Regions from separate parts of the Mus musculus genome. Here regions 2, 3, 4, 5 and 6 are each linked to region 1. The links are chromatin loops, found by intact Hi-C in ENCODE. Cell type or tissue: left cerebral cortex. All regions are shown on one strand. Region 1 holds the start of B3galnt1 (UDP-GalNAc:betaGlcNAc beta 1,3-galactosaminyltransferase, polypeptide 1). Region 2 has its middle 51 kb from the start of Nmd3. Region 3 holds the start of Nmd3 (NMD3 ribosome export adaptor). Region 4 has its middle 20 kb from the start of Nmd3. Region 5 overlaps Ppm1l (protein phosphatase 1 (formerly 2C)-like). Region 6 overlaps Ppm1l (protein phosphatase 1 (formerly 2C)-like).

Region 1 (5,000 bases):
GCCCATCCCTACAGTGACACACTCCCTCCAACAAGGCCACACCTCCTAATAGTGCCACTCCCTGGGCCAAGCATATTCAAACCACTACACTTTATCTTGTCTTTTGTTCCCCTCAGGATGCAAAGGAGACATACAACTGAGAGAGTTCCTAGGCTAACAACTAGCTCAAGAAGAATAGACCAAGTTGGTCTCTCCCCTTTCCTCTAATCCAGAATAAGGCAAGAATCTTGCTTTTTTTTTAAAAGCAAATCAATGCTTATGCAACTTTTATTAAAAATGAAACCCTTTTCCATTGTCCCTAAGGAGATGTCTGCCCATACCCTGCTGAGCCACACCTCTGAAGCACCCAGTGGACAGGCTCACTTACAGGCACCCGCCGACCTCCAGTCCACTTTACCTGTGGGATGGTACCATGTGGCTCTTTACCACAGAGCAGGTCCCTATCACACGGCAAACTGTATGGACGGAGTATAGGTGTAAATAGGAAAAGGGCATTTCTGAAGTGCCATTCTAGCTTTACCAGGACAGAGAAGAGCCCCTCCCCTCAGGGGAAAGCTGGGCATCTAGAGAAGCATTTTATTAGAGATAAAGAATTTACTCTAAACTCAAGGTTGAATAGAATCTGTTATCAAGTTTTCCTGAAGCACCACAGTGCTTAATAAAAAAAATTCAACTTTAGGGGGGAAATATATTATCCAAAATGGCTTAGTAGAGCTTAAATCTTGCACTTTTTCAAACCTTCTGGGGAAAGAAACACATAAGAATAGACTAAAGCTTGTAGCTTATATCAGTGATACCCAAAACCCAGATATGGTACCATATTGGGCAGTTTCAGCTAATATAATGCAAAACTAAGATCAAATTAAAAACATGATAAATCCACTTACAGAATTTCAGATGAGATTATATCACTAGATAAATACATGAGAGAGAGAGAGAGAGCGCGTGCGCGATTGATTCTCTGCTTTAGTTAAAATAGATCTGCTGCAAAGAACTGAATTTAAGGAAATATTTATCTCGAGGCTGGAGAGATGACATGTGGTTAAGCACACTTGTTGCTCTTGCAGACTAGAGTTCAGCTCCTGGCCCTCATGTGGAGGGTCTATTCCCATTCATAACTTCAGTTCTGGGGGGTGCAGTGCCGCCCCCCTCCCCACTTCTGACCTTACCAGGCCCTAGGCATGCCTCTGGTACACATGCATACATGAAGAGAGAACACATAAATTTTGCTTTAGAAAATATTTTTTAAGTACTATATCATAATGCTACCACAGCTAAAATCAATGGTCTCTCCCTGACAAACTGCATCAGCATCAGCTGGCTCTTCCTTTCTGGATAGGCCTGGATGCTTTCTTCTTCTCTCTTCTCGTCCCATTCGACAACCAAGAACAATTTCGATAATGTAATAGTTTTTAATGCTGCAGCTCCCTGGTGGCCATTCATTTCAATCAAATCTTCCAACGTGAAAGAGAGAAAATGCCACACTTTTCTCTCAGTAAAAGGAAGGCCCCTTCCTAGAGTTATGAGGTGTCAACACTTCAGAGAGCTCAAACTCCCTGCGTCTGCCTTAGACACCCAAAGGTAAAACACAGATTTCATCTGGGTGAAGACTGCAAATCGTCCTACCTCCCTCCAAAAACAAACCGTTGGGCAATTCCTTACTTGGCAGTAGCGTTTCCTAACAAAGCAAGCTGCTTCTCCTAAAGGCTGGGAACGGGGTTTGTGGGAGGGGGGTCTACTTAAGTCAAAAATCAATGCCTGCCTTTTAGTCCTGCACCTTTTAGTCCTGCAGTCACAAACACAGCTAGCTCTCCGTGCTGCAGCTGGCCGCATCCTTTACAGCCTGAAAAAGTAAGGCTCCCTCCATCTAAGAGTTCCTTTACAATGCTTTGTACATTCCACTCAGACCTTTTATTAATAATGTAGCCTTAATCTTTAGGAGTCTCCTCTTTCCAAATCTCCCATTCCCTTCCTCCTCGCCACCTCTCCCCCAGGAAGCACTCTCCTACCCTAGGGACCACAGGCCCTTTCCCGCCTAGAATGTGCGTTCCTCCCTCCGGGCCTGCAGCAGGTCCATCGGCGTGGCGTGCGGACAGTATTCTCCACTTCTCCTTGGTCGCGGTGACAACCAGGCCACCACTACCTCGGCCCCCGAGGCTTACATAGCTCAAGGCAGGGCAGGATGGATCCGTGAGGCCGCGGTGGCCCGGCTCGCCAAGAGCACTGGACGCCCCTCCAAGTGGCCCAGATTCTCGAGTCTCTCGTCCGGAGCCTCGAGACCCAGCCCCGAGACCAGGCGCGGAGGCCAGAGCCCAGGGCGTGGCAGCTCGCGGCGCCCCGCTCCACGGAGGAGCGAGCGGCGCCCGGGGCCTCGAAGCCCCGACCCACGAACCTAGAAGGCTGCGCCGCGAGAGAGAGGGGCGCTCGGCAGCCGCCCAACCGTCTCCCCGCCTCGGCCTCCCGCCCGCCCGCCCCGCACTCACCTCCCGTGCGCCCGTGGTACCCGCAACGGTGCGGCCCGCGCTCGCTCTCTGCGCGCGAACACGGACTCCCCGCAGCCGCACGCACGCCGAGCGGGCGGGCGCGCGCCTCCTTCACGCACGCGCGCGCGCGCGGGGTCCCTGCGTCCGCAGCCCAGCGCCGTTATCGCTGTTATCGCCGCAGCTGCCGGCCTCTGCCGCGGGCGGGCGCCAGCATCACGGCCACCGCAGGCTTCGCCTAAGTCCTCCACCTCCAACCCCGGCTCTCTGCCTCGTGCCATCTTTTGACAGAAAGCAAGAAATTTTATTTTTGAATGGAACCACCTTCACCCTAGGTCCTGGGAGAAACAGAGTCAGTACAGAAACACCCAGCCTTCATGACCAAAGGCTTCTCCCTTCTCCCTTCTCGGGGAGATGCCTAAATGTGTAGCCCGCAGATTTCCGCCCCAGGGCTGACTTGGAAAGGAGGAAGCCTTGGCACATTCAGAAGGCTGTTTCTCCTTTCAGGAGTGCGGGAGTGGGGGTGGGGAGAGGAAAGCTTTGGTGTATGTGGACCAGAGGCTCAGAGAGTCCTGGCACCCCACCCCACCTCCACCCCCACACCCTCAACTGCCTCTAGAAACCGTCTAGTGCTATGAACCCTTGGTCAGCTCCACTTAGTCATCTCCACCCAAATGGTGCCTCTCTGGGAGAAGGGAGAAGCCTTTGGTCATGAAAGCTGGGTGTTTCTGTACTGACTGTTTCTCCCAGGACTTAGGGTGGAGGTGGTTCCATTCAAAAATTGCTTTCTGTCAAAAGGCCCCTGGAAACAAAGTGTCATCTGAAAACAAAGACCCATTCTGGTGTCTTGGCTTTAGGACTGTGAACAGGTTGGCCTCACTCCACCTAAAAGGAAACAGTTTTTCAGTGAGCACCTAAATACAAGCAACCAAAATTTAACAACAATTCACAAGAATCGCTTTCCCATCCTTCCCTAGACGCTCTAGGTTGCGTTTCTTAAACTAGTGACTTCAACATAGCCGGGATCAGCCTTATCGATTTGGAGAAACTAGAATTCTACAATATCACCTAGTATGTACGCCATGTTCTTGTCGGAAAGCCACACCGACTTCCTAGAAAGATGATCTTATCAAGATTGGACTATTGCCTCTATGCGTCCGTGTAGAATATATAGATGTAGCACAACCTGTTTTCTTTCGTAGCAGGACTTTTAGAAGTTGCTCAGTTCTGTTTGACTGCTGTTTTGCTCTCCCAGCTCAGTAATTTAAGTTCTTGAACCAGAAGCGGGATGTAATGGTAAGACTCCTTTACACACTGCATGGAGCTCTGCGTGTTATTTCCATGGGGGGAGAATATGGACTCTCAAACACAATCTCACTTGACCCAAAGCTAAAACCATGGAAGTAGGGAGAGGTATTCTCCAAACTGTTCCATGATAAACAAACACGGAGAATGTTTCTCTTCAGTGGTTAATAGGCAATATGTCGAAGATTTTGAAAATTCTTTGGAGGAGTGTATTTTCAATTCCTTAGAGAACTGAGAGTACTTAAAACTGATGTGTAGATAAGACAATAAATAACACTCCCAAGAAAGTCAGATGGCATGCCCTTTAGATAAGCTCATATGACCAGCCTTTAACATGAAAGCCAGCTGTCTAGAGTGTCATTTAACTATACAAGACAATGTCAGAGACATGGGAGCCACATCGGTGAACAAGACAAACAAAGCCCTTGAAAATTCAATCACACACAGGGTAATTTCTCTTGGTCAGACTTTCTGTAGAGGTGTCACGGTAGAGGGATATCATAGGAGCGTCTCAATAAGCAAAACATCCCTGAAGTCTGATGACATTAGCAAACTAATCAGTTGTCCCTTTGCATTAGGTGCCGTGAGTTTTCAGTACAAGGAATTGTGACATCAGTCATGAGACTTTTTGTTTGTTTGTTTGTTTTTGTTTTTGTTTTTTGAGACAGGGTTTCTCTGTATGGCCCTGGCTGTCCTGGAACTCACTTTGTAGACCAGGCTGGCCTCGAACTCACAAATCCGCCTGCCTCTGCCTTCCAAGTGCTGGGATTAAAGGCGTGCGTCACCATGCCCGGCTAGTCGTGAGACTTTTAAAACAAGCCCGTGTACCTAAATATGTAGCATAAATTACCCTCTAGATTTTCTGGCACCTATAACCTCAGAAAGCCAAGCAGTAGATATAGCAGAATTAAGTTGAAGCTAGTTTTACTCAAAGAGTCCCTGAGTTCTGTGTTTTGTGTACTTTGGGTCTCCTGAAAGTATCTATGAATACTTTTACTAAAAACAGTGATGCTCTTCAGGGTCTTATGATGTATGTTTTAAGATTTGACAAAGTCAGGGTGTTTCCTATGTTAACATAGGCGTACAAGGTCAAGTTTCCCATATCCATTTCAAGAGTGGAGAGAAATCAAAACTATGTCATCTTTTCTGGTCTCTGACTTAGGTCAGAAATACTTCAGTGGGTGTGAACACATCTGTTTAAAATCTCAAATTCTG
Region 2 (5,000 bases), 72 kb after region 1:
AGAAGTAGGAGGGAGTCATTTAAGATAGGCAGCCGAGGAAGCAAGGCTTAGGTAGCTTAGGAAGTCCCAATACACACCAGGCAGGGAACTCTGGCATGCAAGGTTTCTTGAGCTATCATTGTGCTCATTGGTGATACATTTGTCTTTGCATCAGGTATAAACCTATAAATGACCCAAACATCTATAGGCTCACCAAGCTCGACTTGAGTGGAGTTGTGTCCATGGTCTGTCATAGGTGGCCTCATTCATATCTCCTCAGGAAAAGTCAGTCACACAACAGTAGTTTAAACATAATTTTGATCAGTTCTTAGCCATCCAGATTCTTTTCCTGATATAACATTTATAATGGATCTAGTTGAAGCATTGGCCCAAAGTGTCATGGGTTCTAAATGAGATGTGTTACACACCTCGGTTACTCAGAACACACGCTGGCCACATTTGGTATACTGAGAGTCCACGAGCAAGGGGAGAGTAGGCTGGCGAATGTGGGTGGTGTCGGAGCCCAGATCGCACTGCCCTGCATGACCCCACTGGTGCTTCAACTCGACGCCTCAGGAATCAGTGGGCTTGATCTGATCTGCTTCAATGTGCAGAACTGTTTGAGACTACATGAAAACCTTTCAGATAAGAAAGCTGAAAGCAAAGATTCAAAAAGACTGAAGAGTGCCAGGGCATTACTGCTTTGCTTATTGACTTTTTAAAGCCTCTGCAACTTCTCCCTATTGCTCTTCATAAGTGATGTCTCTCTGTATGCGTCTACATGCAATCTCCTTCTGGAAGGTAATATCGTTTCTTAATTTCCTCATTTTCCCCATCAGAGCTGAGTGATGTAGAGAAGAGCTAACACATTCTAGTTGTTGTTTTTTAATGCACTATGTGTGTGTGTGTGTTGTGTGTGTGCTGTCCAGCACTTGCAGAATTCAGAGGGTAGTTTTCAGGAGTCAGTTCTCTCCTTCCATGAAGTCTCAAGCTAGGTCCTCACAGGTGCCCTTACCCACTGAGCCATCCTGCCTTACCCACTGAGACATCTCGCCAGTCCTTAACATTTTCTATTTATTTGGGCCGAACGGTCTGGGTTCTGCATGTCAATGTACTGTGCACAACTGACTGAGCAAATGACCACGTGAGGGCCAGTGAGATGACTCAGAGGAGCAGAAGTGCTTATTCTGCAAACCTGACAGCCCGAGCTTGAGCCACCAAACCCCTCGTGAAAGGGAGAGAGAGGAAAGCTAAAGTAAAACTGAAAAGGGAAAGAATAGAAAACAGAGAAAAACGATCTTTCCCAGGAGCAATCAAACGGTCATCTAACTTTTTCTCGCTGTGGTAGACGGCAGTCTCTGCCCAGCGTGGCTTTATGTCACATTTGTGTGCTCTTCTCATCCAAAAAGGTAATCGTTGTAAGAAACAATGTACTCTTAAGTTTTGCCTCTGGTAATTGCCTCTATAGTGTATGGAAACTCAACTTCATATTTAAGATATTTCTTGTTTCAGCCCTGATGAGTTTGTAATTTATTCTAGTCCAGAAGAAGTTTCAAAATGGACTCTCTCCATTGTGGCCAATTTTACCCATGAGTCAACTCTCATCTGGTTGTAGCAGGAGCTCTGCCCTGACCTATATAAAATCCACACAGACAGAAATCTGTTGGGGCTTGGTCTGGTGCTGCTATGTATTCAAATGCTAAATAGTGGGCCCCCAAGATCTGGTTGCCTCCAGATGAGCAAATTCTCACATATACCAGTCTTTGCTTTGTAAACCTTGCTCCCCAGTCTAGTTGGCTGTGATTGGGCAGTAGAGAGAGAAAGGAGGGACTTGAGGATTGAGTGAGAGGTCTTGGGAGAGACCAGGAGAATAAGGAGAAAGGAAGTGGAGAGAGGAGACAGGCCAAGAGCACAGTGGACCCTGAGGACAGGCTGATGGAAGAGGAATAACCCGGGCGAGACTCAAACAGCGAGTAACAAGGGTCATATGGCTGGGGTGGAAGTTACAGGAGCTCACACCCTGTCCAATCTAGCCTTACAGCTTGCAAATAAAATACCAGGATTTTGTGTCTTTTATGCGGGCTAGCTGGAATCTATAATTCATTTTACAGAATTCCATGCATCTTAATCAAGTCTCCTGTGACTACTGCGGTCCACAGGTTTTGGCTGGTAAATATTTTATATGTAGCTTTCTAGTAATACCGTTCATTTCATCAATCAATAGCAAGTTGACCCCAAGATTACTGAAAATTTGGAAAAAAGATATAGAATATTGAATTATTCATTTTTAATAGCCAAGGCAATACATGTTTATTGCTCTGGAGAAATGACTCTTGATTTTTTTATTAGAATACATATCAGAGATTTCAGAATAGTACAAAAAGGACTGTCTTCTTGCAGATGTGTTGAGCTCAGTGGGGACAACTTGTCAGTTATTATACATACAGGGAGCACGATGTCCTATATCCAGGGGGCTTAGCCCCAGCATGGCTCAAGGAAATTCTCAAGATGTCATTTTTTAATAGTTCAATTTCATAAGCATTAATGAGCAAAGCACAAAGCAAAGCGTATTCCTAGTGATCTCTTAGATGTAGGAGATGACAACTCGATCTCTGTTTACTTAAGTGACAGACACTGGTACACAGAAGTCTCACAGAGCATCTGGCCGGAAGATGGTCAGGGCCTCTTTGGAGCTGAAAAGCAATAGATGTCATTCGATTGCTGCTTTTTTGAAATGGTCTCACTCTGCAGTGAGTGAGAGGCTGGCCTGGAATTCACTACATAACCCAAGCTGACCTTGAACACGTATGGTAGAAGGAAGGAGAGAACCAGACCCTAAAATTTGTCCTCTGACCTCCACACATTCACTGTGATATACATACACACACACACACACACACACACACACACACACACACACAGCGAGAGAACGAGAGAGAGAGAGAGAGAGAGAGAGAGAGAGGGAGAGAGAGAGAGAGAGAGAGAGAGAGAGAGAGAGAATAAACATAAGAATACAATTTTAAATAGAAAGTTAAAAGCAGATCTAGACCTTGGGGCTGGAGAGATGGCTCAGTGGTTAAGAGCACTGACTGCTCAATTCTCAACAACTACATGGTGGCTCACAACCATCTGTAATGGGATCTGATGCCCTCTTCTGGTGTGTCTGAAGACAGCAACAGTGTACTCATATACATAAGAAAGAAAGAAAGAAAGAAAGAAAGAAAGAAAGAAAGAAAGAAAGAAAGGAAGAAAGAAAAAAGGAAGAAAGAAAGAAAGAAAGAAAGAAAGAAAGAAAGAAAGAAAGGAAGGAAGGAAGGAAGGAAGGAAGAAAGAAAGAAAGAAAGAAAGAAAGAAAGAAAGAAAGAAAGAAAGAAAGAAAGGCAGACAGACAGGAAGGAAGGAAGGAAGGAAGGAAGGAAGGGAGGGAGGGAGGGAGGGAGGGAGGGAGGAAGGAAGGAAGGAAGGACGGACTAGGAAAATCAGTTACTCTCAAATGCAGAATTCCAAGCAGCACACTGAGACAACACATTGTTCTACTTACTCTCTCAGACCTCAGTGCTCTGTCTTTTTATTTGATTTTGCAAATAAGAAAATGTTTGCGTTAGTTTCCCTCTGTCATGATTGGTTTCCAGTTCACAAAGTAGAAACTCATTTGTGATTACAAGCAGGTAGAGGAAAGCCTGTGCGGAAACCTGGGCTGAGATGACAGACATCCTTTCAAATAAAAAATGGTCGTGAAATGACTGAAGGGAGCTTTCCCCTGCAGCATTAACCGGTCAAACTGCAAGTATAAACTTGAGAATAGAGCAGAAACCTAAAGCAGTGTGAAGGGGACACATCCCCCACATTCTCGGGCTTCCCACTACTCACTCAGTCCCCAGTTGATGAAGCTAGTTGGGTAGGTTTAGGAGGTCTTGCTGGAGGAGAGCTGGGCGGCATGGGGGTGGGGTGGGAGCTCAGTTTTGAGGTTTCAAAAGACTTGTGCCATTTTGAGTTAGCCCTGTGATTCCTGCCTGTGATTTGTTGTTAAGCTCTGGGCTACTCTAGCCTCTTGGAGGCTGCTACCTTGGTTCCGCTATCATGAACTATTATCCCCCAGGAACCTTAAGCCAAGTAAAGCCTTTCTTCTATAAGTTGTCTGGGTTCTGGTGTTTGGTCTCAACAGTAGAAAAGTAACTAAGACAAAGCTTATACTCTTTCCGCTCCTCCCACCAGAGTCTGTCTGTCTAGCTCTTCGTCCATCTACCAGGGGTGGGGGTAGTTAGGGATGGGAGTGGGAGCGGGAGCGGGAGCGGGAGCGGGAGCGAATGCCATAAGAGAAGCCAACTCAAGTTTCCTGCATGAATATTTGCCCGGGGTCTAGCCTGGAGCTTATTCAAACATTGCTTCTTAGAAACAGTGGATCATGCCACGTGGGAAATGGAACAGTTCATATCATTTTAGCAACTGATTTTTAGCTAAACTAAATATATAATTATAGACAATTATATCTGAAATACTCTCACATACTTAGAGGGTTTAGATTAATTGAGCTATTTGTTCTCTAGAATGTTCTCTATCTCCTGTACACAAGATTTCTTTTTACATATTACATAAGTATAAGCCGGGCAGTGGTGGCGCACACCTTTAATCCCAGCACTTGGGAGGAAGAGGCAGGCAGATTTCTGAGTTCAAGGCCAGTTTGGTCTACAGAGTGAGTTCCAGGACAGCCAGGGCTACACAGAGAAACCCTGTCTTGAAAAAACAAAACAAAACAAAACAAAACAAAACACAAGTATATTCTTAAGAAAACTGAAACAATCCAGAGAAACATATGCACAGTATGTGCTTTGAACATATTTCCGCCCCATGCCCTTAATAGCAGTGATGGCGAAGGCTATTTCCCGCCGCCCATCGAGGTTGGTGTTGAGTAGTTGCAAATGTGCTGGAACTTCTCAGAGATCACTAGAGACGTGGCGGCGGCACAGATGGCGGCGTGTAGGCTTCCTGTGGAAGAAGCTTATTATAGATTTTTAAAGTAA
Region 3 (5,000 bases), 120 kb after region 1:
AGGTACCATATGCTTCCACGTCATACTAACCGTAGATTCGTTGCTATGGGTGGGTGATGGTATTATTATTATAGAACTATCTTTTTTTGTTTTTTTTTTTTTGTTTGTTTGTTTTGGTTTTGTTAGATATGGTTTCTCTGTGTAGCCTTGGCTGTCCTGGAACTCACTCTGTAGACCAGGCTGGCCTCGAACTCAGAAATCCACCTGCCCCTGCCTCCCAAGTGCTGGGATTAAAGGCGTGCACCACCACCGCCTGGCTGATTATAGAACTATCTTAATTCTGTGTCTTTCTGCACCTTTGGTGCAAGCAGAGCCTGTAGGCACCAAGGTATGAAGTTACCACAGCAAGAATTACTCACAGCTCACAGCTCTGATCCTCTTCATTGTTCCCAGACACTTACCTCCAAGACTACAGGAGTGTGGCGAGGAGGAGAATGAGGTGGAATGGAAAGACTATTAGTAATATTTTCTTCAAACCCCTCCCCTATTCAAATGAATAGGTTCTTGGGTCCTTCATATTTGTTCATTTATGAATAATAAATAACTGCCCCTTAGCTATAACTTTCAAATATGAACTTCATGCCCAATCCAAAAAGGAAATCCTCCCACTTCTATTTGATAAGATGAATTCAAATTTAAACCCTCTTCATTGGGGAACAAAGACCCTCTACTGTCATAGGGTCCTGGAGTCCAATTAGAGTCATTAGCCTAAATTGGAATAGTGTGATCCTCTAGATATGCCACTTGGCTAAAGGCAGGCTTAGTAAGAAAAATTCTTTGCCTCATTTACCTGAATAGTGCCGACGGTTAATATGAGTGCAGGAGCCCACAGAAGATAGAGGCATCCCCCTGGAGTTGAAGTTATAAGCCATTCAAAGATGATAATACGGATGCTGGGTACTGAACTCTAGTGTTTTGCAAGAATAATAGTATGGACTACTGAGCCATCTCTTCAGACCACTTTCCCCTCTTTATGCAGGTGCTGGGTATCCAACTCAGATCCTCGAGCCTGCATGGCAAGCACCTTACTGACTCAGCCATCTCCCCAGCCTCCAACGCTAAGGCTTCTATTGGAGTTCTTAGGACTCTCATGTATAGAATCATAGCATCTGCAAATAAGAATATTTTGGTTTCTCCCTTTCTTATTTGTATTCCCTTTATTATTTCCCTTGTCTTACAGCCCTAGCTAAAAACTTCCAACACTCTATTAAAAGTGGAGAACATAAACACCCTTGTCTGTTTTAGTAGAAATTAGGCATATCTTTAAAAAACAAGTAACTAAAGTTTATACTGTAGTTACATTTCCATGTTCATTATAAATGTCTTATAAAACACAGATGATTGTGTGGAGCTGGAAAGGTGGTGGCTCAGCAGTTAAGAACATCTGCTACTCTCTCCCAGGACCAGAAGAGCTTGGTTCTCAGCCTCTGTGTTGGGCAGTTTCAAACCACCTGTAACTCCAGCTCCGGGGCGTCTGACACCTCTTCGGACCTTAGAAATGCTAGGGTCTTCCTTTTGACATCAGTTTCGGTTACAGTTGCGGATTTACCTGTTTTCATCTATTTTGTGGATCCACTTCTGAGAAAAATATGTTTCAGATGATTTCTTTAAGAATAATACTTTTCTTTAATGAAAAACATTTTATATTTTCTGCTTACTATTAAAAGTACAGTGTTTGCAATATAATAGAGAGTTTTCAGTTTTTCTTTCTTTTCTTTTTCTTTTTGCATCAACTGTTTAGTAAACAGCGATTCGATACTCTTAAGTTGTCCATGGTGATATTTACAGTGGCCATGTTTCTTTAGAAAGATCCATGTATTTTATGTATTTGAGTGTTTGGCCCGCATGAATATATATGCACCAAGTTTGTGGTTGGTGGCCTCAGAGTTAAGAGGGCGGCAGATCCTCTCCAAATGGAACTCTAGACGTCAGTGAGCCCACCCTGTGAGTGCTGGGAATTGAACCCAGGTCCTTTGTAAGAACAACTGCTTTTAACTGCTGAGCCCTCTCCCCAGGAGCTGAGAAGTGCATTTTAAAGATACGGGGGCGGGTGGAACGGTGAGCCTATCACAGACACCAAACTGTTGTAATCACTGTCCCGAGCCTGCTCAGCTCGCCCGGTCTCCCGTATCCCCACCCACTCACTCCATAGGCCCCGCCCCTTGCTACACGTGTATTCTTTGACCCCGCCCACCCGTCCCCTTCTCCCGCACCCTTCAGCACGCGGGATTTCCGGTTCTCCTATCGCGAGATCTTCGTAGGTGTGTAGCGCGGCTGAGGTAGCCGGTAGTGCGTCCTGGCCGGCGGGTTGCCCGCTGTGGGTGTATTTCGCCCTGTCACGGAGCTGCTGGTAGGTTCTGGGTGGGAGACCCGGCTCCTGCGCCAACAGCGGCCAGACGAGGGAGCGAGCCGGGCCCTGTACCCGGGCTGCGAGCGGCCCGCACGGGCGCCGGGGCGTGGGTGTGGGGCCGAGGCCGGCCGCATGCGGAGCCGCGGCGCGGAGGAGGGCGGAAGGGCCGTGCTGGGCGGCGGCTCGCGACCCCCGGGCTTGTGTGCCGCACGCATGGCTGTCCCCGAACTCAGGAGACTCGACCTGATGGATCCAAGTCTCACCGGTCCTTCCCTCCCCTTGATAGGTCGCGCGCGAACCATGGAGTACATGGCAGAGTCCATTGAGCACAGCCCGGGACACATGTGAGTTGCGAGCCCGCCCTGATCGATCCCTTGGCGTCTGCAGATCGTAAAATACCGAGAAAACGGTTAACGCTAGCAGGAGAGGTCCTTTTCTCGGTGGGAGAAAACGGTTGGGTCTTGATCGCATAGGAAGTCTACCCCATTTTAAGTCCGGTGTAGAAAAAAATGAGTGCTTTGAGAAGACGTCCTCCTAGAGGGGCACGAGTGGACGTGTACGGTTGTCACCCGGCTCCTCTGTCGTGCTAGCCACATGGTATGCGGTGCTCACGTGCAGCTAGTGGCCACCACTGGAAGATTATCTTAGTTTTCTTTGGGCAGCCGTGGGCCACGGTGGCGGAGGTTCACAGACTTTTTCTGCTGTTTCGTTGAAATCTTACTTTCGATGGAGCCAGTCCTGTTAGATTGGCCCTGGAATTCACTCTGTAGCCACGGCTGACCTTGAGAGCCTTGTCCCTTCAGCCTTAGCCTCCCAAGTGCTGCGATTATGTCAGGCCTGCTTCACAAAATTTTTCTGCCTCCAGTACACTATAGAGTTATACTCCTGTAGCTTAGAGCATCGGTAGGCATAGGTGCTCTTCTTGTCCTGTATTTTTGTCTATTTCTCCTTTTAAAAATTACTTTGTAACATAAAATACAGGGTTTCATTATATTTTCATGTATATAGGAGGGTCCGCATATTTAACATTGTACAGCGTTCATATTTACCCTACCATTGATCTTCCTTAACCCTCCTACCCCCTCACAGGTCCCTTTCCTTTCCTTAATAATCTCCTTTCTGTTTTCATGGAATACGTACATTTTCCTTTACTGTTCATTGTGGGTCCCTGTAAAGGGGGCCTGTTCGCATCTACGCATTGTAGATGCTCAGAACAAAGGGGGCACCCACTAGCCGAGTCAGATGCAAGAGAAACGAGAAACGGATCTTACATATATTGTTTGTTTCTCTTTGTTGTTTATTTTTGCTTTTGAGACAGTCTTACCATGTTAAGTCCTGCTTACCAGGAACTCATAGAGAGATCTGTCTGCCTCTGCCTCTGCCTCGCAAGTGCTGGGTAAAGGTCTGCACCATCACACTTGGCTGTCTTTTGTTTATATTGTTGAATTTATGTGCACATTAGTGTTTGCTATTGTTGTTAGACTATTTGCATTGCTAATTTCTTTTTTTCTTAGTTTTCCAATTTTAAAGAAGAGATGAGGGACTAGGACATTTCTATCATTGCATGAAGTTCATTAGCATGACAAAGTCGCACAGTGCCCTCTTTAAGCATTTTCAGAATTATGGCCCTTTGATTTTTGCCGATGTTTCAGGATTCTTCTTCACTCTGTCTTTAAGATTGCCTTTTTCCCCTCTTCGAGACAGACTCTCATGAAGCTCTGGCTGGCGTGAGACTCACAGATCTGTGTGCCCTGCTTCCTGGTTGTTAAGACGAAAAAGATTTCCCCCCACACCCCACTTGTCTTTTAAAAACAAATCAACTTATTTTATTCGTGAGTGTATGTGTGTGTGCTAAGTGCATGTAAGAGGCCATGGACATCAGAAGAGTGGTAGACTCTCCTGGAACTAGAGTTACAGATGGTTGTGAGCTGCCTCTTGTGTGCTGAAAATTGACCCCAGTTTGCTATAAGAGCTGGAAGCACTTTGACCCATTAAGTGTCTCCTCCCCCACTTTAAACAGTAGAATCTTGAAGGCTTTGGCTTGGTAGGGGTTTTTTGTTTGTTTGTTTTGTTTTGTTTTTGACTAGTAAATGTATAAAATCTAATTGGAAAAAATCTGCTTTATTTTCTCAAGCTTGTGCTGTGAATGTGGTGTCCCAATTAGTCCAAATCCTGCCAATATTTGTGTGGCCTGTTTACGAAGTAAAGTTGACATCAGCCAAGGTGTTCCAAAGCAGGTCTCCATTTCTTTCTGCAAACAGTGTCAGAGGTACAGTACATTACTACTTGTTTAGCTTCCTTAAGTTGGTCTTCATACAGAGAGCCACTGTGTTATGCTGAGATTACTCTGAAGTATACGGAATGAAACGTGCTGTTGAGTGTTAATTTTTACCTAGTTGATGTTACCAAGGATATAATAATTTGCAGTTTTATGCTGTGCTTTCTACTGTCCTACTAATCTGGTAAGGATAGAAAAAATATTTGTATAAAAGTGAGATACTGAATCTGACAGTAGAAGACGCCTTCTGAGAGCTGATGCATTCTTTCTTCAGTTTCGTTCCTTTAGTTGTTGGCTACATCTGTTTACATCTATCCATATGTCTAGTGAGAGACTTAAACCTTGTCAGTGAATATAAAAATTATATGCCTG
Region 4 (5,000 bases), 100 kb after region 1:
GAGAGACAGAGACAGAGACAGAGACAGAGACAGAGACAGAGACAGAGAAACAGAGAAACAGAGACAGACAAAAAGAGGGAGATAGAGAGAGAATTTAACCTTAGTGAATTGGCCCTGAAGAATACCTGCCTGGTGATTAACAGAAGCAAAGACAGGTTGTTTTATTTATGTGCCTGGAAATACACAGCCGACAGTTGGAGCAAAGATGGCATTTATTGCACTTTAGTGGGCAGGTCTGCACAGTTCTAGCGGCTTCTTGCAGCCTGATGCAAATGCACAGTTTCCCTTCTGATTTGGAAACTCCCCTAGAGAGAGGTTTACAGCTGCTGAATTTGTGCCTCCCCCAAAGAAATCAAGAAACGCCCTTCGAGGAAGTTGAGAGAAAGCTTGAGTAATGGGGCATTTGACTTTAGGGAAATAGCTACCTCCAGAAAGCTAAAGATCAGCTTAGACTTCTTTCTGCATCTCTGCAATTCAAAAGCTTTCAGTTTAAAGTAATCTAGTCCCTGGGGCTTAACGACTTGAGCCCATAGAACAAATGTACAATATGCAGCTTAGTGGGAGAAAAGGTACATTTATTTGCAATTGTACAATAGTCAAACTGTGGAGACTCAAAGATAGCCCAGGTGGTTAAAGCTTAAACATACAAGGAACAGAGCCATGAGGTTTGTAGGCAATTGTAGAGAGGGGGGGGGGCTGGTTTTTAAAGGAGGTAAGCAGAACTGAAAAATAGACAATGGTCCTAGACAAAGGTCACCTAGGTCGCAGACAGTGTGTTGCCAGCTCCGGTCTCCTTGTAAATTATTCTTGTGGGAGATACAACATTTAAGTAGCTGTGGAAACCTTGGGGGAAGCATACTCTTATGCTGGGGAAAGGAAAAGATGCAAGAGATGCGGGCAGGATAGGAGAAGATCAGATTAGACGCTGGTTGCAAGCCTTCACAGTGGCAAGAGCTGTACTGTTAGGCACCATTTTCTGAACCCCAACAGCTGTGGTTTCTCCTGCTCCCCTCCCTCACTCCTGTCCACCTTCAGTTCAGACCCAGCCCAGCCTAACTTCTAAGATTAGATGAGATGGGGCATGATCAGGGGGTATAACTGGACTCTTTATATTCATGTATGTGCACTCGCATATATATATATATATATATATATATATATATATATGTATACATATACATATATAAATGAATATTATATATATGTATATATATATATATATGTATACATATACATATATAAATGAATATTATATATATGTATATATATATATATATATATATATGAAGAATGCACACATAGTTTGTGAACTGTTTTCTATCCCTACCGTATTTAATAATTTTACCCTAATAATCTAGTTGGTAGTTACTAAAAACAGTGTTGAGTCGTATTTACTAAGAACAGGGTTGAGTCTTTCAGATAACCACTTCAGCAGACTTCCCATCAATCCTATTCCTTTTTTCTACTCTACCATCTATTTTCTGATGTTGCTAATTGGTTCAATGATGCCTTCTACAGCTCTGTTCTCCTCCCCTTTCCAGCACAAGATCCCACTAGATTCAACTAGTATGCTATCTTTATTTATCATGGGTTTCTTTTGTCTAAATATGAAAAGTTTTCTTGGCTTTTATTGACTATGATGACATAGATTTTTGAGAAATTAACTTTTTTTTTAAAAGAAAGTTAGAACAGTCCTTATTTTGTGTCTGTCTGATCCCTTCTCCTGATTGCATTCAGAGTGGTCATTCTGAGCAGAATACTCCATAGGGGATGCTGTAGCCTGTGGGTATCACATCCAGAGAATAGTCCATAGGGGATGCTGTAGCCTGTGGGCATCACACCCTGAGGCATACATTCTGTGCCATCTCTCAGTTGTTACTTTAATCTTATGTTTGTGATTGCGGTTGTCTGAATTGTTTACACTGTAGCTACAAGAGGTTTGTTGCTGTTTGTTTCTAGTTAGCATGTAGAGTGATAGGTTCCATAAGAATTTTCATATATACTTGTTTTGTTTGACCGCTTGCCGTCTCCCTGACCTTCATCTCTGTTTAAGTTCTTCTACCCCCATCTCCCTGACCTTTAACCCTGTTTAAATCCTCCCACCTCCACCTCCTTGACCTTCATCCCTGTTTGAATCTTTCCACCTTCAGTATTGCCCTTCCACTTTAAAGTCGTATGCACTTCATTACTCTCCTGCCCTTATTCCTTAAAACTCTTTCCTTCCCTCTTCAGGGCCCCTTTCTGGTTCCATGACCTAACTCACTTCCACAGAAACACACATGCATAATGTTAGAAGCTAGGATGTGCATGTATCAAAGAATATGTGATACTTGTTTTTTTCTGGGTCACTTATTTCACTTCATCTATTTCTGAGTTCTATCCAGGTGTGGTTAGAAGGCACAATAACATTAAAGAAAAAAGTGGTTTTTCCCAGAGACCAAATGGTGTAAAGATGCCCCCTTGTGGAAGGTTAGGTTCTCTTTACAATCAAATGGAAAGAGTGAGAAACCTTTCTTTATAAAGTTCTTTGTTCTATAAGTGCTACATAAATCCATTTGTGATGGGAAGCTGTCGCCTTTGGTATGAACAACAGAACCAGTAATAAAATGAGGAATTAAGTTCCACACAGATATTTTTTTCTTAAAATATCCTATTAGATATATTTATTTTATTATTTTATGTGTCTGTGTGTTTGAGCTACACATATGTAAGTGCACCATATGTGTGCCTGGTACCAAGGAGCCCAGAAATGGGTGTTAAAATTCCCTGGGACTTGAATTACAAAGGTTGTGATCCACCATATGGTTACTGGGAATCAAACCTGGGTCCAGTGCAAAAGTACCAAGGTCTCTTAACTGCTGAACCAACCTTCCAGGCCCCAAGATTATCTATTCCTGAAAGAATTCTATTTATTTTAATTGCTTCAAGATGCATTAGCCTATAAAAAGAACATCTTGTAAGTTGTCCTGGCACCAAAATCTGTGGTTTTCTCTATTCAAAAATAGTATTTGTTGGGTTAGCATGATAGCTCAGGGGGTAAAGACATTTACTGCTAAGATTGAGGAACTGAGTTCAGTTCCAGGAAGCCACACAGTGCCCCCACACAAATAAATAAGTTTAAAAAGAAAAGAATATTGAATTTAAAAAATAGTATCTATGATTCAATCTACCTTTTCTGGTAAGCTTATATAAGTAAATATTGATATCCTATTGATAATCAGAATGTAGTGTTATCAGAATCTACTTAAAATGTAGATTTCTATTATTTTTAGATTTATTTATTTATTGTTTTATGTGCCTAAGTGCTTTACCTTAGTGTATATGTGTCTACGGTGTGTACCATGTGTGTGCTTTGTGCCCATGGAGGCCCGGAGAGATTATCAGGTCCCCTTAGACTGGAGTGACAGACAGTTGTGAGATGTCTTATGAATGCTGAGAATCAGACCTAGGTCCTCTGCAAGAATAGCAAGGGCTCTATCACTTATCCCAGTAACCAGCCCCCAGGTCTACGTTTATGAAAGAAACTGTTTTAATGTTAAGAAAGAAAATCCTTTGCGAAGCTTCAAGAGAGCTAATGGTATGAGTCTATAAAAGGAAGATAGAAATGTTAATAACTTCTAAACTAAATGTGCTCAAGAAACACTGTAGTTGATGGGGGCCTGGGTGTGGCAATACTCTTAGAGGCCTGGGGGCTTGTTTGGAGAGATTCTCTGAAGAATAAGCCTACTGATGCTTGGGAAGAACACTGCAATGGAGTTATGTGTGCCCTAGCAAACCCTGAATATTGTGCTCAGGCTACTCGGGTACCACATTTACTTATTGGCTTTGTGGATCTGAGCCACACTTCAAACTTTCAGAAACATAAAATAGCAAGCTTTTAAAGGAAAACAGAAACCCAGAGGTCAGCAAATGTTTCTCAAACAGGAAACAGAGAGCACTGAGAACCACAGAAAAGACAGGACTAAGAAAAAGTAGAGCTTCTCTACGGAGCTCATAAGGATGCTCATTAGGCCGGCAAGCAAGCCTGACAACCTAACTCCCAAACGTTGTCCTGAGTCCATTTCCATCTCCTCTCCGGCCAGCGTGTTAGCACCCCTCCCCAAATCCCCACCGCTCCAGCGGAGGAAACCCCACGAGACTGAAATCCCCAAATGAGGACGTGGATTGTTCACATGAGCACAGCCTTGTGAGGACTTAAGGGCCACAGACCTACAGATATTGACAAAGCTGGCTGCCTTACAGGGCAGGCTCCAGAGGGATGCCTAAGTCTGAGTCTGAGCTATTATGAATGACTGAGTACTGTGTGCAAAAACTAGCTACTGCTGCCTCCTCTTCTGGGATCTCCATAGGCGGAGACTCCCACTTCTACTGAATCCCCCACCCCTGTGCTGTGCCCAATGAACATGCTGAGGTCCCAGGTTGTGGGAAACTCTGCCTTGCTCTCTGTGTCCTTTCTTCACTACCTCGATGGCCCCAGTCACAGCCATGGAACCCAAGCCACCCAACCTATGCACCTAATATAAGACTGTTAAAGAGGATCGCTGTGCCACTGAGACTAGACGACACGTTGGTAATTAGACTTCCCAGAAGCAAAAGAAAAGGTGTGTACAAAGGACCATGCAGGCCCAGGTGTGAAGCACAAGCTCTTAAATGGTAATATTTCTATATTATCTTAATACACAGTACATTTTATTGTGAATTTCCAGTAGCTCCTTGACTGTTCTAGAATGTTTATGTTGATTTTTGTTAAACTTAGGTGTCCGTATCCGAGGTGGCAATTAAAACAGGTCTTGTCAGGTTTTGTTAGTCACACATTGTTCGAACGTCCTATGTTATTGACAGGGACCAGAGAGAAGGCTCAGCTGTTTAGACACCTGCTGTTCTTACAGAGGAACTGGTTACTTCCCAGCCCCCGTGTGGTGATTTACACTCACCTGTGACTCTAGTTCAGGGTACCTGGATCCCTGTGCTGGCCTCCCAGGGTACCAAGCACATATGTG
Region 5 (5,000 bases), 110 kb before region 1:
CACAGCATATAACAGAAGCCGCTGCAGTATTTGAGCTTAGATATGGAGCCCAAAGATAAATGGGAAGGACTGCTGTCCATTGTCACATTCTTTTAAAATTATAGTGATAGGTGTATAGACTGACATGATCACTCTATGGTATGGCTAAAAGGAAAGATTTTGTTGTAGATTTGAGGAAGGGAAGGAGAGAGAGAGAGAGAGAGAGAGAGAGAGAGAGAGAGAGAGAGAGAGAGAGAGAGAGAGAGAGAGCGCAGAAGCATCTGGAGAAGTGGGGAGGAAGGGGAAGAGGAAGGGAGAAAGAAAGAAAAGGAAGCAAGAGAAAAAACATACTGAAACTAGCCTGGTTATAGCCAAGGAAAGGAAGCCAGTGGCTCTGGTGTGAGTTTAGGGTAGAGGAGGAGGTGAGAGGGGCTAGGAGGGCGGAATACATACATACTCATATACACAAATACACACACATACACACACACATATATAGAAATGCACAGCAAGAACTTGGGGTGCTGAGGGAAGGAACCTGGAGGCCAGTGTGATCCTTGACACGCCAATAGGCACTGCAGGTAGCCATGTGTCCCTTCACCAGTGATAAGAAAGTTCCCAAGGAATGCTGGCTTCTATCTGACTTTCAGAAATCTTCCTATGGCTGGGGCTGAGCCCGTTTCTAGATATCTGCACTGCTTTTTGGATTCTGGGGAAATGGAGTTTCCTGTGGACCTGACAGATGGCATGTGGTTTCATAGCTCAGTTAAAAATATCTGAAGCCTGTTTGGTTTTGTTTAAGTCCACAAAGGATAAGAATAGGTGCCCACTTGATCTTTGTAAATTCCAAGGGAAGAAAACACCAAGTGGTTTGAAGTCAGGTCTCACTGGAGAATATCTTGCTAATGGGGACACTATCGAAATTCTAGTCCTTGCCATTTTGTTCCACACCACTTACAGTTTCTTGAAGGCAGCTTTGCCATCCTTGAAGCTGCAGCTACGATCACTTCTCTGCCATTTATTTTCCTGAAGAGCTCTAACATTAGTCAAAGCCCTTCAGTAGCTTTTGGCATGGGAGATTTGGGGATGGGAGCTCGGAGTTGTGGTTGTTGGTGTTCGCTAAGATGGGAGATAGGTGGAGAGGTTGAAGACTTTTAATAGTGTAGTGTGTAGCTTCAATTGGCTCTGCTCTTTCAGCACACCCATCAGCACAGCCACGTCTAATTCCCTGCTGCATCCGGTTCTGGGAAATTAAAATTCACTTTCAGTGTTTCTCTTTCCCAGCTACCACCATGCTTTGCTCAAGTGTTCTCACTGACTGGGTCTCAGTGAGGAGCCACTTTACCTTGTAACATGATCACCATGTAGACACTGCTTTCTGTTTTTAAAATGGTGTGAGTGAGAGCGTGCGTGCGTGCGTGAGTGTGTGTGTGTGTGTGTGTGTGTGTGTGTGTGTGTGAGAATGTGTGCCTGTGCATGTGTGTCTGTGTATATGTGTGTGAGTATATGTGTGTGCCTGTGTGTGTGTATGTGTGTGTGTGTATGTGCATGTGTGTATGTGTGTGTGAGAATGTTTGTGTGTATGTGTGTGTATATGTGTGTGTATGTGTATATGCGTGTGTGTGCATATGTGTGTGTGTGTAAAGTTTAGTTTTAGCAGCCCCCTACTCAACCAGGTTTAAATTAATTTGTCCTCTGTAAGCCTGTTTCCCTATCTTTAAAACCCATTAAAGTTCTTGTGTAGGTGAAATAATAACATTTAAAATATTCAGGATATTGCCGGTACAGAGAAACAGTCTTATATGATCTGAAAATTGCAGAAAAGTAACTATGTTTTTAAGTCATCCGAACTTTTACTAATAAGATAACTGATGAAAACACGTTACCGTAGCTCAACCCATTTCCCCTCACACATGGAATAAATAAACTGTTTTTCAATTTCCACTTACTGTGAACATTTTCTCATATAGGTTATTCTTTCCTAACATTTTAATGACTGTGTTATATCTGAAGGGACCAGCAGTGGGCACAAGACACCCAAGACCGGGCTCTCAGTACAAAGGAGATTTATGTCCCCAGAGGGACAGAGGGCAGGGATAAGGGACAAACCTAGGAGGTAGAGGAAGGGGAGAAGAAAGGGACAAGGGAGAGGGGAGGGACATTTGCCCCAAGGAACAAAGGACTGCATCTGGATAGAGAGGAGACAGGTGGTTTCCAGCACCCACACAGCAGCTCTCAGCCACCTCTAATCTGTGTTCCAGGGCATCTGGTGCCCTCCTGGCTACACCCATGTTATGATCTCACAGACAAGCAGCCATGCATAGGGAGGGAGTGAAGTCCTGAACAAATGCAGTTCTGGGTCACGGCGTTCCTTGGCATGAGCCACCCATGTCAAGGAGCAAGGCCTCCAAGGCACGTGACACTGGCAAAGCCTTCCTCCTCTAGGAAAGGAAAGCCCTTCCCCTGGTCCTGGTCTGAGGAGGAGGGATTTACTACTGTGTGTAAAAATTAGCCAATGCAGCTACCTCCTGGGTGTTTGAGCCTGAGACTGCTCATCCACAGCTACTGAGACTAGCTAATTTCTCCTCCTTGGTGGCTGGACATAATAAACAGTTTGAGGTTCCTGGTTGTTGTAATAGGTATGGCTCCATCAAAATGGGCACATTCCACACAACTCTAGCTTTTCTGTGTACGTGTGTCCATCCTTGCTGCCCCTACTCAGGTTTCCATGGCCAAGCCATGCTGGGGATGGCAGATGTGACGCAATGTGTGTGCACATACTTGCATGCATAAAAAGTATCTTTTCAAGGTAAATGTATGCTTATCTTATTTAACTTCTCTTATGTTTAAGTAATTTAAAAGTAACTAATTTTTTTAAGTTACTGAGCAAAGCATTGGTCTCATCATGGCATTTTCCAAACAAGAATTGTTTTTCCTCCTCTTCCTTCTCCCCAGCCCTCCTCCTCTAGCTCACGCACTTCCACCTCTAGTATTCTCTTTTCTGCTTTCACACATGTGATCAACAATTGAACTTTAATAAACACGTTCTCACACAAGGCTACACAGTCATCTTTGAATGTTACTTTTTTTTTTTATTCCTAGAAAAAACAACTACCAGGTGTGAATAGCTTTCAGCTTTTCGTTGCCTTTGTGCAGTGTCTGTCCATAAGTGTGGTCTGGTTTACCCTTCAGCTGCCAGTGTGGAAGGCTGCCCTCCCATCCTTCTGGTTTAGTGCGTGTGCAGTGACCTCCATTCCTACTGGCCTCTCTGAACTCATACTCGCTGTCTTCTAGATCCCTTTTCTCATCCTCCAGTAAGTGCTTCTTACCTCCCAGTTTGGCTTGGCAAATCTCAGCACACTAGTTTCTGAGTATTCTTCCCACATTTCCTTCCCCATCTTAATAGCTCTCCCTAGAGACTCAGCACCTACCACGACTCACGTACTAAATAGGCATGTTGCTTTATCTCAGGTTCCCTGACTTTTTATGTCGCTTTATAAGTGTTTGCTCTTTCTTCCAATACTTTATGTGCAGTTTGCACACACACCAGCCTTGCAGGTTCCTCTATGGAAGAGTTTGATGTTTCTCCAGCACTATCAAGTACAATCGTGTCTTCCTCCTCTGACAGCTAAGGAATTAGAGCTGCCTGACTGGCAGGTCTCCTTTTAAAGATGAGTTCCTTCCATAATAAAACACACTTTACACCTCCACATTTTTAATCTGTGTCAATTATTTCTTAAAGAAGATACCACTGTAATAGTGTGTGGGTTTTAGCCCAGTGAATGGGATTGGCGCTCTCCGGGGTTTATGTCCTTCGTCATTCTGCACCCTTCCTGTCACTGTTTTTCCACTCACTGGGTTCCTGGTATACCTGCCTATCCTCCTCTTGTCTTGGGTGGTACAGGGAGGAAGCAGGCCTTTCCTGGGTTGCCCTGAGGAGTCAGTTCCCTTCACTCCGGTTCTTCTAGAAGCCACTGTCTGCTCAGGTCCTGTCGGAGGGAATCTGACTTTCCTTCCACTTCCTGCACTACCGCCCAGACTGCCTGACAACCTACTCAAGCCCAAACCTGAAGGCCTAGGAAGCCCTCCAGAGACAGCCATAGCTGGGACAGTCAGTCCTGGGGGGGCACCTTCTGACTCCAAAAAGGGTCCCTAGCAGATCCAAGCTAAGGGCCGAAAAGGGAAACGAGACAGTAGAGAGCAAATGGTGATGGAGAGGAAGGCGTGGAGGAAAGTATTGTAAACAGATTTGTGAAACGTTTCATCTGCTGCTTGGATGGTGTGGGACTGGATGTGAACTGTTACTCTTCCAAACAAAGGCAATAGTGACAACTGAAGACTAGGCGTATTGTGGTTCCCAGGAGAAAAGCAGACCCCTTCCTAATCTGTATCTAGAACTGTGAGCAGGAAATCTGGAGGCAGTGGATCATCACCATCCAAGAGTTCTTCCCCAAAGCTATCTCAGAGTCCCCAGTGCATGCATACTGTCAAGGTGTTAAGCTTCTGTTGTACAAATTCTGAAGCAGATGCTGTGAGGGCCTGGCAGTGTGTAAGAGCCAATACTGAGTCCCACCATGCTAAGTGGCTAAGCTCCCTGCATCAAGACAAAAGTTGGAAAGCTGGAGGGTACTCTGAGTAGAACCCATGGAAATTACATTGGACAGCACTAACTGTGAGGAGCATCTGGAATGACAGGCAGAGCCTCACCAAACCCATGGCTATCTACTTGCCCTTGGTGTTTTTATGAAGGAAGAATGACCGAGGCAGGGGTCGCTTGGGAAAGTACTATATGAATGAGAGGAGCTATTTTATTGTCTTATTTATTGGTTAAAGTTGTAAGAGTGGGCAAGTTAGGGTCTAGACCTCCAAGAACGTCTGTCATTGATTAAAGACAGGTAAGTGGGGCCAGAGAGATGGCTCAGGGTTAAGGGTACTCACTGATCTCATAGGCTCAGTTCTCAGCACTCACGTGGTGACTCACAGTCATCCATAGGTCCAGTTCCCGGGCATCAACTGCTTTC
Region 6 (5,000 bases), 110 kb before region 1:
GAGCACGTGAAACTGAAGGGAAATTCTTAGTATTGATAGAATATGTATATGCATTCAAAATTCCTGGTTCTTTGCATTTCACTTTGCAGTCTTCTGCCCTTCTTAACTGTCCCTCTGGCTTTACATTACCAAGAGGTGCTCGGTTTCTTAAACCAAGGAAGCATACATTTTCCTTCCATCAAAATTCATTTTTATCACAAATGATAAACTAATACAGAATTCTTCTTGGCCTGATAGCTTATGTACAATGGGGTAGCATGCAGTAAAGCTACTGTTTATAGACACCATTTGGAAAATATTGCAGGACTTCCACACATATCCAAACTTGATGTTCTTTTTAACTGAAGAACTAGAAAAGACCTTGAAAATTTATCTAGTTCTTTAGAAGAAGACCTTAAAATACTGTGTTTTTTTAAAATGTGATATCTGTGTATAAAACTTAGTTTTCTGCACTTGAAGGAAATATTTCAGAGTTCTCATGTTAGCTTGTTAATAGCTGTCCAGTGCTCATTCTTCTTCGATATGGGTGAACAATCTGTCCTGGAAATGAAGTCATTTGTTGAGTGGTCCACGTGTCATGTTCTTTAACTGATAAATAATGTCTGCCATGGGCATTGTTTTTGTCCTCCTATAATTTAATGATACTGTGATTTGTACAGATGCTAGCTTTTATTTCTTTTGTCTTGAATGCCAAAGAAACTCGGAGTCTTCTTTGATTGGTCTCTAACAAATAAAAAGAGTCTTAATGCACGTGTTCGGTGTGTCTACGTTTTTTTAGCGTGTGACTTCTGAAGTTTTGCCTACGCAAAATATTTATGATGGTGGTCTAGATTGTTGCTAGAGTGTTCGAGGGCACACCAGTGAGCGTACGTGTCTGGCAGGGTTGTAGTGAAAGTTTAATGAGGTAGTCTCTAGAGCACCGAGCGTCGAGCCCATGACACAGCAAGAACTCAGTACACTAGCCGGCTGGTTAGGAGCGCGGCTGGCCCACCCAGGAGGGTAAGTGAAGTTGCTTCCAGTTTTCCCAGCTCTCCTCCAAGGAGGGCTGGTAGGTGGATGGACTCTGGCCACTGTAAATGTTCCCACTGGACTTCCTCTTGGGAACTGAGATTCTCACAGTGGGAAATATTAGCCCATTCTAGATATGAGTCTATATGTCTTTCTCAAATTCTCTGTGATGGGGAACTTCCTTCATTCAACAAGACCTGCATGAGAGGCTAGTGAGGTGTGGGGGTTTGGAGAGGGGAGCCCGTTAGACCTCTGTCCTGCTCAATTGAAAATGCCACTTTCCTATCCCACAGCGGGGAGCGCTCGCACATTTTGCAGTAGAGAAACGTTCATTTTAGCCTGCGTCTGTTGTCATTGCAAATGAGCGGTTTAAAACTAGAATATTTCAGATTTGTCCAATGTTTATGTGTTTGATTTCTCTACCTGTGAAATTACCAATTCTGTGTTCTCATGGCTCCAGTTTTCCCACACTTTAAAAATCACGCTGACATAGCTGGCTGTTACCTCTTACCCCTCCTACCCCACTGCCTGTCCTAAGTTCTTGGCACAGCCTGGCTCTCTAGGCAAGCCGAAGGCTACCCTAGGCTATTAGGTTCCTTGGTTGTCTCTCTTGAAAGAGCATCCTTACGTCTGTTAGCATGTGGTCCCTCACCTCTCCCCTAGCCCCACAGCATGCTTGGAGCGGGCACGGCGCCCCTCCCCCAACATGTATCCTCAACATCTAAAATAGTGTTCCCTTGGCATGTACAATAAAAATGAACAGCAAAGAGGCCGTCCTAGCCCTGGACTGTGCACCGACCTATCCAGCTGTGTTTTTTTGGAGCTGGCAGTAGGCATCTTTTCTTTCTATGGTCTACGACCGATTTGCCTATTGAGAGCTAAGGATCTGTCACTTTGTGTTTACATAAGCAGGTGCGCTCGCTGCTGAAATTACAGCCTTTCCATGCAATTAGGTATCCTTTTCTTCTCTTTTCTAAAATAAGATGTCCTTTTGAGTTCTGTGTGTAGTTACACATTCCTGCCGGTGATTCCAGCTTCCCTTCCTTCTGCCTGCATCCTGGTGCAGTGCTCTGGCTGACTTGGCTGAGGTGAGGGTGCTCTTCTGACCATGCCAGGGTACATTCAAGAGCAAATTGTGGTGTGGTTTCACACAGCTTTCTAAGGGTTGCTTGACTGCCCACAAGCTGCCGGGAAGAATGTCAGTGCCGTCTGGTATCTCCTAAGACAGTCACTTTGCTTCAGAGTGGGGAGGGCTCCGGCTCTCTGAGGCTCAGCAAACTGCCAATTCTAAATGACAGAAAAAGGAGCCTGTGGCAATGTCAATGCATATAGTCAGTTTTTTTTTATAAGAATTAAAAATATTATAGGTTAGCAGGGTGGCTCAGTGGGCTAAGTCAGCCCTGGCAAAGCCTGATAGCCTGACTTCAAGCCCCAGAACCACTATAGTAGCGGGAAAGAAGGAAGCTTGCAATTTGTCCTCTGGGCACCCCACAGACTTGCATGCACATACACAAATACGTGATACATATAATTTAATAAAATAGGTTAGTAATAGTAGTAATTAAAACAACAACATCAACAATAACAACAACAACCTTTACAAGCTAGAGAGTCCTGGGATATGCACAAGGGCTGTTGTAAAGGGCCTGGTACAACCCTAGGAGTCTGTCAGAACTTACTGTAAAGCTGGGTAGAAATCCATGCTACATTGTATCAAATTCAACTAGCAGGTGCGATCCAGAGTTCTCCCTCTCAAATACATAGCCCAAGTTAAAACAGATTTGAACCAAGGATAGAGCAAACCCCATGACTAATTTTAAAGGAAGCCACCCCCCTCCCTACCCCAACAAACTGACAGTTGGAGTTCTAACCCACAAAGATGCTGATCAAGGCCAGCCACCTAATTCGGTAAAGAACACAGAGGCCTTTCCCTTGTGTGCATCTACTGAGACTTTCCTGTGACCATGATATCTTTCTGAGTTTCAGGGAGACGGATCATAAAGGTACTTGCTGTCCAGCTAGATGACCTGAGCTGAATGATTGGGGGTGAGGGTGGGGGTTCTCATTGAGTTAGTCATGAGACACTAAATAAAATTATCACCAAGTCACTGAGTAGAAAGTTCAACCCTTCTTATTCCATTTCATATAAAAGGACCCTAAGTCTAATACTGGCCTTGAAAATCCTTCTTGAAGCCACATCAGCCCGACTCATCTGGAGCTTCCCTGACACTCTGGCCACCCCTGCTTCCTGGAGGTAGCTATGGGGTAGCAGCCAAGTGAGGCCCAGTAGGAGTCCTCTGGAATTGTTCCTGTATAAATAGCTGTCTCAAGCCAAGAATATTTTATGTATGTTCTGACTAAGACCTCCAGGGGCAGCTCTAGTGTCATAGCCTTGGAATGCTATCATTTTGATTAATAACTCACGAGGTTTTTGTAATTCATTTGTAACAGTCCCATTGGCTTTCTCAGTCCTCAAGGGCATTTTCAGTAAGAATTATTTGTGGAACTTTCTAGAATACATTTGAGTAATACTTATGGAAGTTAATATTTCCCCAGGCTCCATAGCCCAAGATTCAGAAATGGGAGGGAATTTAATAAGGAATAAACCATATAATTTTTGAAATAATAAAAAAATATTTCTCCATAAATCAATATCATTGGATCTTTTTCCTATGCCTCTCAAGTGTGTAAAATGTGAAACAATTTCTTCTTTATGACTGCAGACGAGATAGGAACTTGCTCATCGCAAAACATTAGCCCAACAACTTTGGCTGAGTGCTGTTTCAGTGCTCATTAGATTGGTGAGCGTTGGGCTGGTCGGCTGGCTGTTTTTATGCTGCCACCATCGCTTAACATCTAAAAGTGTATGTGTGCTCTGAAAACAAAATTCAGGGAAGGACCATCAAAGTAGTGTGATATTTACTGTTGAATTCCTGATCTTTCTCTGGAGTGTGTGTGGTAATTGAGGAGCAAAGAATTCGTTCTTCATACCCTTGGAAGTAGGGAAATAACCTCAGCTTCTTAATCTGTAAACAGGTTCTAAAAAAATAAGCCCGGAGGCTTAAATGTAGGTTTTGATCAAAATAATAAGAGGAGCTAACTCACGGCTAGACAGTGTTTGATACATTGGCTGATTATATCTTAGAATAATTAGAGACCAGAAGTCTGGAAAGTGGGCTGGTATGGGTTTTGTGGATAAGGCCAGCCATCCTTAGCTAGAAAGACATACTCCGTTGTGTGAGATTAGAGGTATATTTACATGCCCTGGCATGCTTCATGCTACCACATGAACTTGACCTCATAGTAAATGTGAGTTAGCAGAATGATAAACTTAGTAAAAGTTCGTTTCCTGAGGCATCCCAGAAGGATTGTCTCTAGTGATGTGTAGCTTAGTGGTTGGTCATCACGTTACTGCTTAGATTAAAACTTGAGCTTCAGCATTAAGTATGTTCTGTAATTTTCTGTCCTCCACATGCTGGGTTCCCCCTTCGCCATAACCATTGACACAACCGTTGGCAGCCATGGCTCTCCATAGCGATCTAAAATTGCCATAGAAGTGAGACTTCATGGTTGTGCTTCTGGTGAACACCTGGTGCCATCTCTTGAAGGTTCCTAGTTTGTTTTTTTGAGGCAGAATTACGAGGTTAGGAGTACAAGATGGTCTCTCAAGGGTTCTTTCCTTAAATAACCTCTTTAGGTTAGAAGTAGCAAAGACTAAAAATGGCAAGAAGTGACAGTGTTGGCAGGCAGAGAAGAGAAATCACTCTTGCTCTCCTGCGTCCTTGTCCTGGTGGGCAAGGGCATTCACTCTGACTTTCTTCTAAAGTGCCTGGAGCCAAAGAACACCTGTCAGAAGTTAATGATATGTTACCATAAGAAAGATGGATTCCAATGGGGACCTCAGAGAATTAATGTGCGGGCTATGTGCTGGCTGCTGCCAGATCGACACACACACACACACACACACACACTCGTGCACTTCCATTCAAGGG

Evidence for each region. Hi-C counts contacts between places; a loop is a spot of excess contacts. Peaks named below come from ENCODE experiments on the same cell type or tissue, not always from the same donor. Only the 100,000 strongest peaks of a DNase experiment are listed, where the experiment ranks them.
Region 2: a loop joins it to region 1, with 2.7 times the contacts of the local background. A loop is called at or near these places in 4 of 42 quality-filtered maps.
Region 3: it touches region 1 in a loop (2.8-fold over the local background); 4 of 42 quality-filtered maps call a loop at or near these places.
Region 4: a loop joins it to region 1, with 3 times the contacts of the local background. A loop is called at or near these places in 18 of 42 quality-filtered maps.
Region 5: it touches region 1 in a loop (2.6-fold over the local background); 6 of 42 quality-filtered maps call a loop at or near these places.
Region 6: it touches region 1 in a loop (2.8-fold over the local background); 6 of 42 quality-filtered maps call a loop at or near these places.

What each region holds. Positions count from the first base shown.
Region 1 is chr3:69,596,319-69,601,318 of GRCm38, forward strand. B3galnt1 (UDP-GalNAc:betaGlcNAc beta 1,3-galactosaminyltransferase, polypeptide 1) reads right to left here and starts at 2,642. Exons shown (of 3, transcript NM_020026.4): 1 at 2,484-2,642. In left cerebral cortex, CTCF peaks have their summits at 1,394 (motif pointing left) and 2,682; DNase peaks (open chromatin) are centred at 1,566, 1,821, 2,208, 2,716 and 1 more place; H3K4me3 peaks cover 2,178 bases; H3K27ac peaks cover 1,735 bases.
Region 2 is chr3:69,668,603-69,673,602 of GRCm38, forward strand. No RefSeq gene overlaps it. Among named protein-coding and RNA genes, the nearest start is that of Nmd3, 51 kb to the right of the region's middle. In left cerebral cortex, a CTCF peak has its summit at 3,105 (motif pointing left); DNase peaks (open chromatin) are centred at 1,178 and 4,942.
Region 3 is chr3:69,719,773-69,724,772 of GRCm38, forward strand. It overlaps Nmd3 (NMD3 ribosome export adaptor), which reads left to right and starts at 2,283. Exons shown (of 16, transcript NM_133787.2): 1 at 2,283-2,350; 2 at 2,637-2,694; 3 at 4,485-4,619. The coding sequence starts at 2,651. In left cerebral cortex, a CTCF peak has its summit at 2,383 (motif pointing right); DNase peaks (open chromatin) are centred at 2,218, 2,633 and 2,939; H3K4me3 peaks cover 2,374 bases; H3K27ac peaks cover 1,171 bases.
Region 4 is chr3:69,699,653-69,704,652 of GRCm38, forward strand. No RefSeq gene overlaps it. Among named protein-coding and RNA genes, the nearest start is that of Nmd3, 20 kb to the right of the region's middle. In left cerebral cortex, a CTCF peak has its summit at 2,467 (motif pointing left); a DNase peak (open chromatin) is centred at 2,461.
Region 5 is chr3:69,489,146-69,494,145 of GRCm38, forward strand. All of the region lies in intron 1 of Ppm1l (protein phosphatase 1 (formerly 2C)-like), which reads left to right. Among named protein-coding and RNA genes, the nearest start is that of Gm52607, 30 kb to the left of the region's middle. In left cerebral cortex, a CTCF peak has its summit at 1,956 (motif pointing right); a DNase peak (open chromatin) is centred at 730; H3K27ac peaks cover 867 bases.
Region 6 is chr3:69,482,643-69,487,642 of GRCm38, forward strand. All of the region lies in intron 1 of Ppm1l (protein phosphatase 1 (formerly 2C)-like), which reads left to right. Among named protein-coding and RNA genes, the nearest start is that of Gm52607, 23 kb to the left of the region's middle. In left cerebral cortex, CTCF peaks have their summits at 2,028 and 3,367; DNase peaks (open chromatin) are centred at 1,698 and 2,093; H3K27ac peaks cover 744 bases.